Linked DNA regions of Homo sapiens: region 2 is linked to region 1. A link is a contact called in ENCODE Hi-C or POLR2A ChIA-PET data. All regions are on one chromosome and are shown on one strand. Each heading gives the region's core, a stretch centred on a gene start or an enhancer-like site at or near the end of the contact. The rest is flanking DNA. Distances are from core to core; before and after follow the strand shown.

The links. Hi-C counts contacts between places; a loop is a spot of excess contacts on that map. ChIA-PET counts read pairs that join two places held with the same protein, here RNA polymerase II (POLR2A). Pooled maps may share reads with other maps.
Region 2: a loop to region 1 is called in a map of psoas muscle, with 9 times the contacts of the local background. The contact joins two enhancer-like sites. A Hi-C loop is called at or near these places in 4 of 168 maps with a recorded cell type or tissue (CD4-positive, alpha-beta T cell, gastrocnemius medialis, psoas muscle and 1 more), 1 of 37 single-sample maps with no recorded cell type and 2 of 50 pooled maps. POLR2A ChIA-PET finds 5 or more read pairs at or near these places in 5 of 52 experiments (A673, Caco-2, MCF 10A and 2 more).

The regions. Positions count from the first base shown.
Region 1 is chr2:24,656,038-24,661,177 of GRCh38, forward strand. NCOA1 (nuclear receptor coactivator 1) reads left to right here. Exons shown (of 23, transcript NM_003743.5): 5 at 2,624-2,729. The coding sequence starts at 2,641. Among named protein-coding and RNA genes, the nearest start is that of PTRHD1, 130 kb to the right of the region's middle. Within about 2 kb of position 2,673, at least 3 of the 41 ENCODE cell types and tissues checked have a DNase peak (open chromatin) inside an H3K27ac peak, as active enhancers do; they include gastrocnemius medialis and psoas muscle, where a contact is called at or near this core.
Region 2 is chr2:24,610,769-24,615,908 of GRCh38, forward strand. The region is part of intron 3 of NCOA1 (nuclear receptor coactivator 1); the gene reads left to right. Among named protein-coding and RNA genes, the nearest start is that of NCOA1, 120 kb to the left of the region's middle. RefSeq lists an enhancer at 2,578-2,627. Within about 2 kb of position 2,592, at least 5 of the 41 ENCODE cell types and tissues checked have a DNase peak (open chromatin) inside an H3K27ac peak, as active enhancers do; they include gastrocnemius medialis and psoas muscle, where a contact is called at or near this core.

The sequences.
Region 1 (5,140 bases), core at 1,423-3,922:
AGATCCCGCCACTGCACTCCAGCCTGGGCGACAGAGCGAGACTCCGTCTCAAAAAAAAAAAAAAAAAAAAAGGAAGAAGTAAAAACTGACATTTGCTTGCATGCAGGATATGAGAGAAGAGGCTAGAATGACTGCAGTGTACCAACTGAGACAAGAAATACATGAGAAGGAAATAGGTTTATAGAGAGACTTTGCCCAAGGACAGGCAGGTAGTGTTTAATCCAGGATTTAAACAAAGTTTTTCTGGCCCCAAAGCCCATGCTGGTTTTTTGTTTTGTTTTGTTTTTGCTTTTATTATTATTTTTAATTGTTGCATAATAATTGAACATATTTATAGGGTACAGTGTGATACTTTGATACATGTGTACAATGTGTGTGATCAAATCAGAGTAATTAGCATGTCCCTCACGTCAATCATTTTTCATTTCTTCGCATTGGGAACATTCAAAATCTACTCTTTTTGCTATTCGAAAATAAATTGTTGTTAATTATAGTTACCTACAATGCTATAGAACACTAGAACTAATTTCTCATATTTAGCTATACTTTTGGATCTGTTAAACAACCTCTGGCTATCCTCTCCTCCTCACATCCTTCCCAGCCTCTAGTAACCACTATTCTGCTATCTACTTCTATGAGATTAACTTCTTTAGTTTACACATGAGTGAGAATATGCAGTGTTTGTCCTGTGGCTGGCTTATTTCACCTAGCATGATGCCCTCCAAGTTTGTCCATGTTGCCATGAATAACAAGATTTCATTCTTTTTTGTGGCTGTCTGGTATATTTCACTGTGTATATATACCACATTTTCTTTACCCATATATCTGTTGATGGACACTTAGGTTGATTTCATATGTTGGCTTATTGTGAATACTGCCACATAAATATTGGAGTGCACATATCTCTTCAACATACTGATTTCATTTCCTTTGGACATATGCATATTTGTAGGATTGCTGTATCAGATATATAGTAGTTCTATTTTTAGTTTTTTGAAGAACCTCCATGCTCTTTTCCAAATGGCTACGCTAATTTACATTCCCACTAAAAATGTATACGAGTTCCCTTTTCTCTTCATTTCTTCCCGGCACGGAAGCCCATCCTTTTAACTACCATGTTGCAGTAGGCAAATCTAGTTGACTCCTTATCAGGGAAATGAGACCTTGAAAATGATACTTAAGCAGGGATGCTTTTGCTGCTGTTTATAGGACAGATTAGAAGTGAGAATGACTAGAATTGAGAAGCAAGATTAAAGGATCTTGCATTAATCTACAATTAGGTATTTGGTTCCAAATGAGGATTATAACTGTATCTGGGAATGAAGAAGGAAGAGACAATCTTGTTAAGGAAAAATTAGCAGGATCTGAATGCCAGTTAGAAATGAGTAAAAGAGAAGAATAAAAAATTGTAAAATTATGATCCTAAGAGTTGGAAATTTTCATAAATAGCACTTCTAATATGGAGAAATTGAAAATGTGCCTTTTTGGTTGCATGAAATAATAAGTTCATGATTAAAATGTTAGGGATTATTTGTACACCAAAAAATATGACAGTCATTAATCTTCAGAAAAGGGCTAGAAGCAGAGTCAGTTTTAAGACTAGAGAAAAGGGTTTACTCAGACATACCAGTTAAAGCCATGTGAGAGATTCTCAGCATTCTTTATAATAAAGTTTTTCAGTATGGCTGCTAACATACAGTGCTGTAGTTTAATAATTTAGAATTTAAGGAAAAGCTAAAGGTTCTCCCATTTAACAAGAATTTTCTTTCCTTTTATAAGGGTAGATGGAGTAAAAGAGAATGGTGAAGTGTGTTGTTTGGCACTAATAAAATCCAAAAGGTAGTGATGATTGTAAGACCAAGGATAGGATTCTGAGTTTCATTAGGGATTATATGGAGAATAATGGTTGATGAGGGACAGATCAGCAGGGATCTTTAAGTGCAGTTGCTAACTGGTGCAACATGTGAGAGACCTGGCTGGTGTGCTAGGCGGAATGACTTTGTGTTCTCTGGGATCTATACCAAGATCCTAACATAGACTAAACATTTGATCTTTGTTGCCTGACTACATAAACAAAAGGTTAGGAGTATAGAACTCACAGCGTACAATTCAAAATCTAAATCTAGTTTATCACTTTAACTTAATTATGTATGTACTATTTATCTTCCTATCAATATAAAATCCCAAACCTTATGAGTGAAAGTTATTTTAAATTCTTTTGAAAAGCAGCTTCTAAATAATAAATGCAAAGAATAATTTCTCTGACTCCAGTTCAACATTCGGCTTCTACATTTACACGTGAAAATGATTATTTTCTCTTTGGAAAAAAAAATCTCAGTATCTATTTAATTATTCTAACCATGTTTTCATCCTAATTGGTTGTAACAATTTCACAAAGGATTATTAATTTTATTTTACAGATGTAGAAAAGAAAGTATAGAAACACTATCTGATGACCTCTGTACTTTTATGTAGATCTTCATGTTTTTATGATGGCTGTAATTATCTATTCATTGATATAGCACAATTTTTAGAAATTTTCTAACAGAGGGGAGCTTCCCTACCTTTATTTGGTTGGAAAGGTCATAAGGGTAGATTTCTTACTGTTGTCCTTCCTGTTTAGGTGTGAAGTTTTTCAACATGAGTGGCCTCGGGGACAGTTCATCCGACCCTGCTAACCCAGACTCACATAAGAGGAAAGGATCGCCATGTGACACACTGGCATCAAGGTAGGAACACTCCTCTTAGTCTATTTTTGGCAGAGCTGCTTTATTACTTTCACTGCCACTTCAGAGCTTTTGTTTAATCTACTCCAAGTTCAGTGGCTTTCTTTGAGTCTTTCATACTCACCATGTTGTCTTCCTTCCCCCAGGGTCTTTGCACATGTTTCTCCCTCAATCCAGCTTGCTTCCTCTTGATTTCCTTTAGTTAACACCTACTCATCCTTCAGATGCCAGCTTAGTCATTACATACTTAAAGAGAGCCTTCTCTTCCTTCCATAACTGTTAGATCAAGTTCCTCCATTCATGTATCTGTCTCAGATGTTTTTATAGCCATGATCCATAATTGCAGATTTTTACTAGTGTGATTATTTCATGAATTTCTGGCTTCCCCGCTAGACTCTAAGCTGCCACTTGGTAAAGGACCTTGTTTGTTCTTGCTCATCATTGTATCCTTAGTTCCTAAAACAGTGTGTGGCTTATATATAGTAAGAACACAGTAAAGATTTGTCAAATGAATATATAAATCTATTATACACCTTTAATTGCTATCTTAGAACATTATGGCATTAATGGAGCTAAGAAATATCAGGATTTTAAAAAATGATTGTGTAGTTAAATATTTGGTTTGTTATAAGGAATATGACCACCTTGAACAGGCTAAAAGGAACCTAATGCTAAGGAGACCCTCACAAATGCCAGATAGAGAAGAAACCTCAAATGCCAGATAAATTTAAATATGCATAGTTATATTCAGTCCTATTAACTTTTGATTAGTATTGCATTACATGAATATACCACATTTGAAAAATATGTTTTTCTGCAGATACATACCCTAGCTGCTCATTTAATATTAGGTTAAAAGAGCAGCTAGCTTCCTACCTGAGAGCAGCTTCCTAGAATGAGTGGAGATTTTATTCCACTCATCTTCTAGGATTTAGAGGAAAGTTTTTCAAACTCCACACTATTGACATTTCGTGTCAGATAATTTTTTGTTGTGGGGGAGCTGTCCTGTATTTTGTAGGATGTTTAGCAGTATCCCTGCTTCTACACACCAAATGTCAGTAGCATCTTAGTTGTGACAACCAAAAATGTCTCCAAACATTGCCAAATGTCCCCTGGGGCCAGGGGAAACAAAATCACCTCTAGTTGATAATCACTGATCTAGAGAGTAAAGCTACAGAAGACTCTTCTGTCCTTGGATTACATGCTGCTTTCTCTCATGGGAGGAAAAAAAGGAGGATTTTAACAGGAGAATGCCAGGGCTCCAGGCTCGAGAAAGAAAAGTGACTATTTATCTTACTCAGCTCAGAGAGCTGTCAGAGAGAGACAATAACCTGAGTACTCATAATCACAAGTAAGTGTCCAGATGCTGGGAGGAAGGTTGAGATCAAGATGCAATCTAGAAGTGTGTCAAAAATTAATGCTCTTGTTTTATCTGTGTATAAAATCAGTCCTTAAAGGAAAAGCTAAGAATAAATATCTTTTACATTTAATTTTTTGTTTGGGGAAATTTTTTAAATATATAAAAGAATATAGGCGAAGACACTATATCATACAACAGAATGTAATTGATAATATTTTATCATATTATTATTTTGTTAATATGTTATCATATTTGCATAATCCTGTTTAAAAGTAATACAATATTAACAATTGATTTGTCTGCAGTATTTTAATCTATTTTTAATAATTATGTGTGTATTTTATATATATACACACACAGGTATCTGAGCAATATAGAATATTACATTTACATAATTTATGTAATACTGTATATATTTTCTATAGTATACTTTTTCAACATGGATTTTGAGGTTTAAATATGCATAGATATATTCAGTCCCATTAACTTTTGATTAGTATTGCATTACATGAATATACCATCTTTGAAAAATATATTTTTCTACAAATACATTCCCTAGAGATAAACAGCCTGTTACAAATTTTCAATGTTACAGCCAGCCCTGCAGCAAATATCCTCACACATATCTCCTATTTTATACATAAAAGTTTCTTTGGCTGGGTACAGTGGTTCACTCCTGTAATCCCAGCACTTTGGAAGGCCGAGGCAGGTGGATCACCTGAGGTCATAAGTTTGAGACCAGCCTGGCCAACATAGTGAAAACCCATCTCTATTTAAGAAAAAAAAAAATTGCCAGTTGTGGTGCCGGGCATCTGTAATCCCAGTTATTCAGAAGGCTGAGGCAGGAGAATCACTTGAACCCGGGAGGTGGAGGTTGCAGTGAGCCAAAATAGTGCCACTGCACTCCAGCTTGGGCAACAAGAGCAAAACTCCGGCTCAAAAAAAAAAAAGAGTTTCTTTAATATCTAGGTAAATTTTTATGTTCACTAGGTAAGTACCACATTGTTTTTCAAATAACAGGCATTGAGAATTCCTCTTTTCCCACATTCTTACT
Region 2 (5,140 bases), core at 1,342-3,841, 45 kb before region 1:
TTTTTTTTTTTGAATCATGAACTTCTTTTTTTTAACTGGAACCCTGTGTAACTGTGGAACTCTTTAGACTTGAGTTCACAGTGCATTCCTCCAGGGAAGATTTTTTATTTCCTTCTACTATGTGCTTGGAGTTAGGGGTCTATGAACATAGGTTTTAACTTGAAATTCTCCCCTTTTAAAAAATTTTTTAACTTTTATTTTAGATTCAGGGAGTACATGTACAGGTTTGTTACATGGGTATATTGTGTGATGCTGAGGTTTGGGGTGTGAATGACCCTGTCACCCAGGTAGTGAGCATAGTACCCAACAGTTAATTTTTTAACCCTTGCTCCCATCTCTCCCTCCCTGCTCTGTTAGTCCCAGTGTCTATTGTTGCCATCTTTATGTCCATGAGTGCCCAGTGTTTAGTTCCCACTCATAAATGAGAACATGCAGTATTTGGTTTTCTGTTCCCTTGTTAATTTGCTTAGAATAATGGCCTACATCCACGTTGTCGCAAGTGGCATGATTTTATTTTCTTTTACAGCTGCATAATATTTCGTGGTATACGTGTACCACATTTAATTTGTCTGATCTACTGTTGGGCATCTAGGTTGACTTCATGTTTTTGCTATTGTAAAGAGTGCTGCAGTGAACGTAAGAGTACATGTGTCTTTTTGGCATAACAATTTATATTCTTTTGGATATGTACCTAGTATTGAGTTTGCTGGGCCAAATGGTAGTTCTGTTGTAAGTTATTTGAGAAACCTCCATACCGTTTCCCATAGTGGGTGAAGTAATTTACATTCCCACTAAAAATGTATAAGCATTCCCTTTTTTGTTTTATGAAGTTGGTGCTCCAGTGGGTTTATATTTAGGATAGTTAAGTCTTTTTGTTGAATTGAACCCTTTATTGTAATGTAATGTCCTTCTTTGTTCTTTTTTTACTGTTATTTTAAAGTCTGTTTTATATGATGTAAGACTTGCAACCCCTGCTCCTTTTTATTTTTCATTTACATGATAGATCTTTCTCCAACCCTTTACTTTGAGCCCGTGGGTATTGTTATGTGCGGGATGGGTCTCTTGAAGGCAACAGATAGATGAGTCTTTTTTTTTTAATCCAATTCATCTCTGTGCCTTTTAAGTGGGGCATTTAAACCGTTTACATTCACAGTTAATATTGATATGTGAGGTTTTGATCCTATTGTGAAGTTGTTAGCTAGTCACTGTAGTTTCTATTGTGTGGTTGCTTTATAGGGTCTGTGAGCTGTGTGCTTAATTGTGTTTTTGTGGTAGAAGGTTATTTTTCTTTCATTTCCACGTTTAGAATTCCCTTAAAGATCTCTTTTAAGGCTGGTCTAGTGGTAACGAATTCTCTAGCACTTGCTTGTCTGGAAAAGATTTTATTTCTTCTTTGCTTATGAAGCTTAGTTTGGCAGGATATTAAATTCTTGGTTGGAATTACTTTAAGAATGCTGAAAATAGGCCCCCAATCTTATACAGTTTCTGCTGAGAAGTCCACTGCTAGCCTGATGGGATTTCCTCTGACCTTTTTCTCTGACTACCTTTAAGACTTTTTCATTAGCTTTGACCTTGAATCGTTTTGTGATTATATTTCTTATTGATGTTTGTTTTGTGTAGTATCTCACAGGTGTTCTCTGAATTTCTTGTATCTGAATGTCTACCTCTCTTGCAAGATTCGGGAAATTTTCTTGAATTATTCCCTCAAATGTGTTTTCCAGGTTGTTTGCTTTTTCTCCATCTCAGGAATGCCAGCAATTAGTAAATTTGGTTGCTTTACATAATCCCATATTTCTTAAAGACTTTGTTCCTTTTTTTTGAATTCTTTTTTCTTTATTTTTGTCTGACTAGATCAGTTCAAAAGGGCAGTCTTCAAGCTCTGAAATTCTTTCTTCTGCTTGGTCCAGTCTATTGATAAAGCTTTCCCTAATATTTTGAAATTCCTTAAGTGAGTTTTCAATTCCAGAAGTTCTGATTGACTTCTTTTTAAAGTATTTACCGCTTCCTTCATTTCTTAGAATGATTTAGAAGTTTCTTTGTGTTGATTTTCAACCTTTTTTTGGATCCCAGTGAGCTTCCTTGTAATTCATGCTTTGAATTCTTTATCTGTCATATCTGAGTTTCCATTTTGGTTAGGGGCCATTGCTGGAGAGCTAGTGTGATTATTGAGTGGTGTCACTACGATCAGATTTTTCGTTTGGCCAGAATTCTTGCACTGGTTCCTTCTCATCTGGAGACACTGGCACTTTTGATTTTTGTAATTATTTTCATGCAGGTAGGATTTTTTTCTTTTTTTGTTCCTGTCCCTGTAATATTTTTTTTTTCTTTCCCTTTCCATTCCCCAACTCCCTAGGGGATATGATTGTAGAGAATGCTGGGTAGCATCTTTTGGCTTTGCTTCTATAGCCTATGTACTTCTTTGGGCAGATTTTATATTGGGCTGTAGGGTTCAACCTACAAGCCAGTAGATGGCGCTTACGGGTAAGATCACTTAGCCAGCTGTAGCCAGTGTGACTAGGTATACACTTGATACTTGTTTACAGGAAGAAGCTCTCTGTTGCCTCAGGCATTGGGCTGATACGTGGAGTGCACAGTGGTCTGAGCTACTTGCTCAGCCCCAGGGGAGTGGGAAGCAAGATGAGTGGGGCCAGGCCACCTACAGTCCCCTGATGGCAGGCACAATCACTAACACTGAGGGAGAAGCCAATGGGCAGCCACCAAGCACCCAGAGGTGGTCCTAGGCATGGAGCTGGCAAACCTCCTTGGCCCCAAGTTCTCTACACAGGCAGGGGTGGAGGCCTGAACTCTTAATCCAGGAGAGTGGGTACTCCAGGTACCTGGAGATCTGCCTGGGTGCTGCGTACAGAGGGCCCTGCTGTACCACAATCTCTACACAGGAAGGATGGGGTGTCTCAGGCTAGCAATCCATGCAAATGGGTCCTCTGACTGCCTGAAGCTATGCCCGGGAATGGGGCAGAGAGTGCCCTGCTTTACCATGGTCTTGGCATGGGGAGAGTGGGCTGGCTTAGCCTGCTGATCCCGGTGAATGGGTGCTCCAGTTACCTGGAGATCTGCCTGGGTGTGAAGCAGAGAAGGTCCTGCTGCACCCCGACTTTTGAGTTTTAGGAGTATTCACATAGCATAGATGATTCAGGCACCAAATCCTCATGATGTCTTTGCTAAGGCCAAGAGGTTTTCTTTGATGTTTGCCTTTGAAGGTGTTTTTAATGTTTGAATTTACCCTTTTCCTGGTGTTATTGTCCTTCTTGGGCCCTGTCTTTGTCTGATAGTGTCTTACCTGACTTTCAGAGGCCTAAACTTTTTTCTCAATCCTTTCCAACCCTAGGTTACTAGGATTCATATATGCCCCAGGAGTATCTGGAAGCTTTATTACTTGCTTTTCTGCCTATTGTATCGATTCATTTCCATTCTTTTTTTTTTTTTTTTTTTTTTTTTTTTTTTTGCTATGGGGTTTCATTCTGTTATCCAGGCTGGAGTACAGTGGTGTGATCACAGCTGACTGCATGCAGCCTCAACCACCTGGGGTCAGGGGATCCTCCCACCTCAACCTCCTGTGTAGCTGGGACTATAGGTATACACCACCACACCTGGCTACTTTTTTGTTTTTGTTTTGTTTTGTTTGGAGAGACAGGGTTTTGTCATGTTGTTCAGGCTACTCTTGAACTCCTGGGCTCAAGTGATCTGCCTGCCTCGGCCTTGCAAAGTGCTGGGATTACAGGTATGAGTCATTGCACCTAGCCCATTTTCATTCTTTATATCAGACGTTTAAAATAGAAATGTTTTAAGATCTCTAGCCCAGCATATTCTCATATCTCAGGCAGTGGGAATCCTCTTGGAAAATTTTCAAAAGAATAGTTTCTAAAGCCCAACCACACCTACATGTCAGAATCTCTAGGGTGCAGGGCCTGTGGGTATGTTTAAAAGCCTCCTAGATAATTCTGATGCACTGCAAGTCTGAGAACCACTGACATAGAAAAAGTTATTTCTTCATGTAAACTTAGATAATTAAATAATAACAGCTAGTGTTTATTGAAAATAAGGTAACATATATTGTAAGCATGCACTAATTCTAGCTGTTAGTATTAATATTGTTATATGCTAGGCTCCATTCTAAGTCCTTCACATATCTTGTCATTTATTATTCACAAGAATCCTATAGCTACCACTTGTATTCCCATTTTAGAGATTAGCAAATCAAAGCACAGAGAAATTGAATTATTCAAGTTTATATAGCTAGTGGGTAGCAGAATTGTTATTTGAATCCAAGTAGTCATTCTGATTCCAGAGCATGTAATCTTAACCTACCATCTTTACAGTCTTCCAGGTGATTCACAGAGTTAATTTTATTGATTCCCAAAGGGTTTGTGACATTACAGAATATAGCAAGAAAAATATATTTGGATAAATTATGTATTTATGTTGATTTTGTGTAGGTATTGAGGAAGCAGAATAACACAGTAGAAATGGCCTCAGTTTACAGTCAGATAGACTTAGGCATGAATCTCTGCTCAACTGCTTGTTACTAGTAGCTATGAGAAAGTAAATTATCACAGACCTCTTATTATTTTGTTGGTAAAGGAGGATAACTATTTTTACTTCATGGGGTTTTTGAAGAAATAACATAAAATAGAACCTGTAATATATTGCTTGGCACACAGTAGATGGTTAGTATCAGAACTTAAGGAATCCTCTAAGAAGTTATGTTGGCTTCTCTGCAGGAGATTGTAGTAAGCCTTAGTCTAGGACGTTGTTGATGGAATAGCTGATGGGTACTGGTCGATGGTGCTGGTGGGGGCCAATGCTGACTGTCAATGTTGAGAATCTAACAAGTGCCAAGCATTGTCCTAGGCTCTGGAGATAAAACGGTGAGTGAGACATAGTCTCACTGCTTTCAAGAAGCTTGCAGTTAACTTATCTATATAATCAGATAGATACATACACAGTTACTTTTTTTGTTAGATGCTAGGACACATAGGAGGGTTACTCAGCCAAACCATTGCAGATGAGGAATGGCTTTCTAGAGGGAAGAGGATGAGAATGTGAGGGATTAGAGTAGTAAGTCCAGATAGGAGGAAAAGTAAAGGCTGGCTGAAATTTGTCATTACTACAAAGGTGTTCC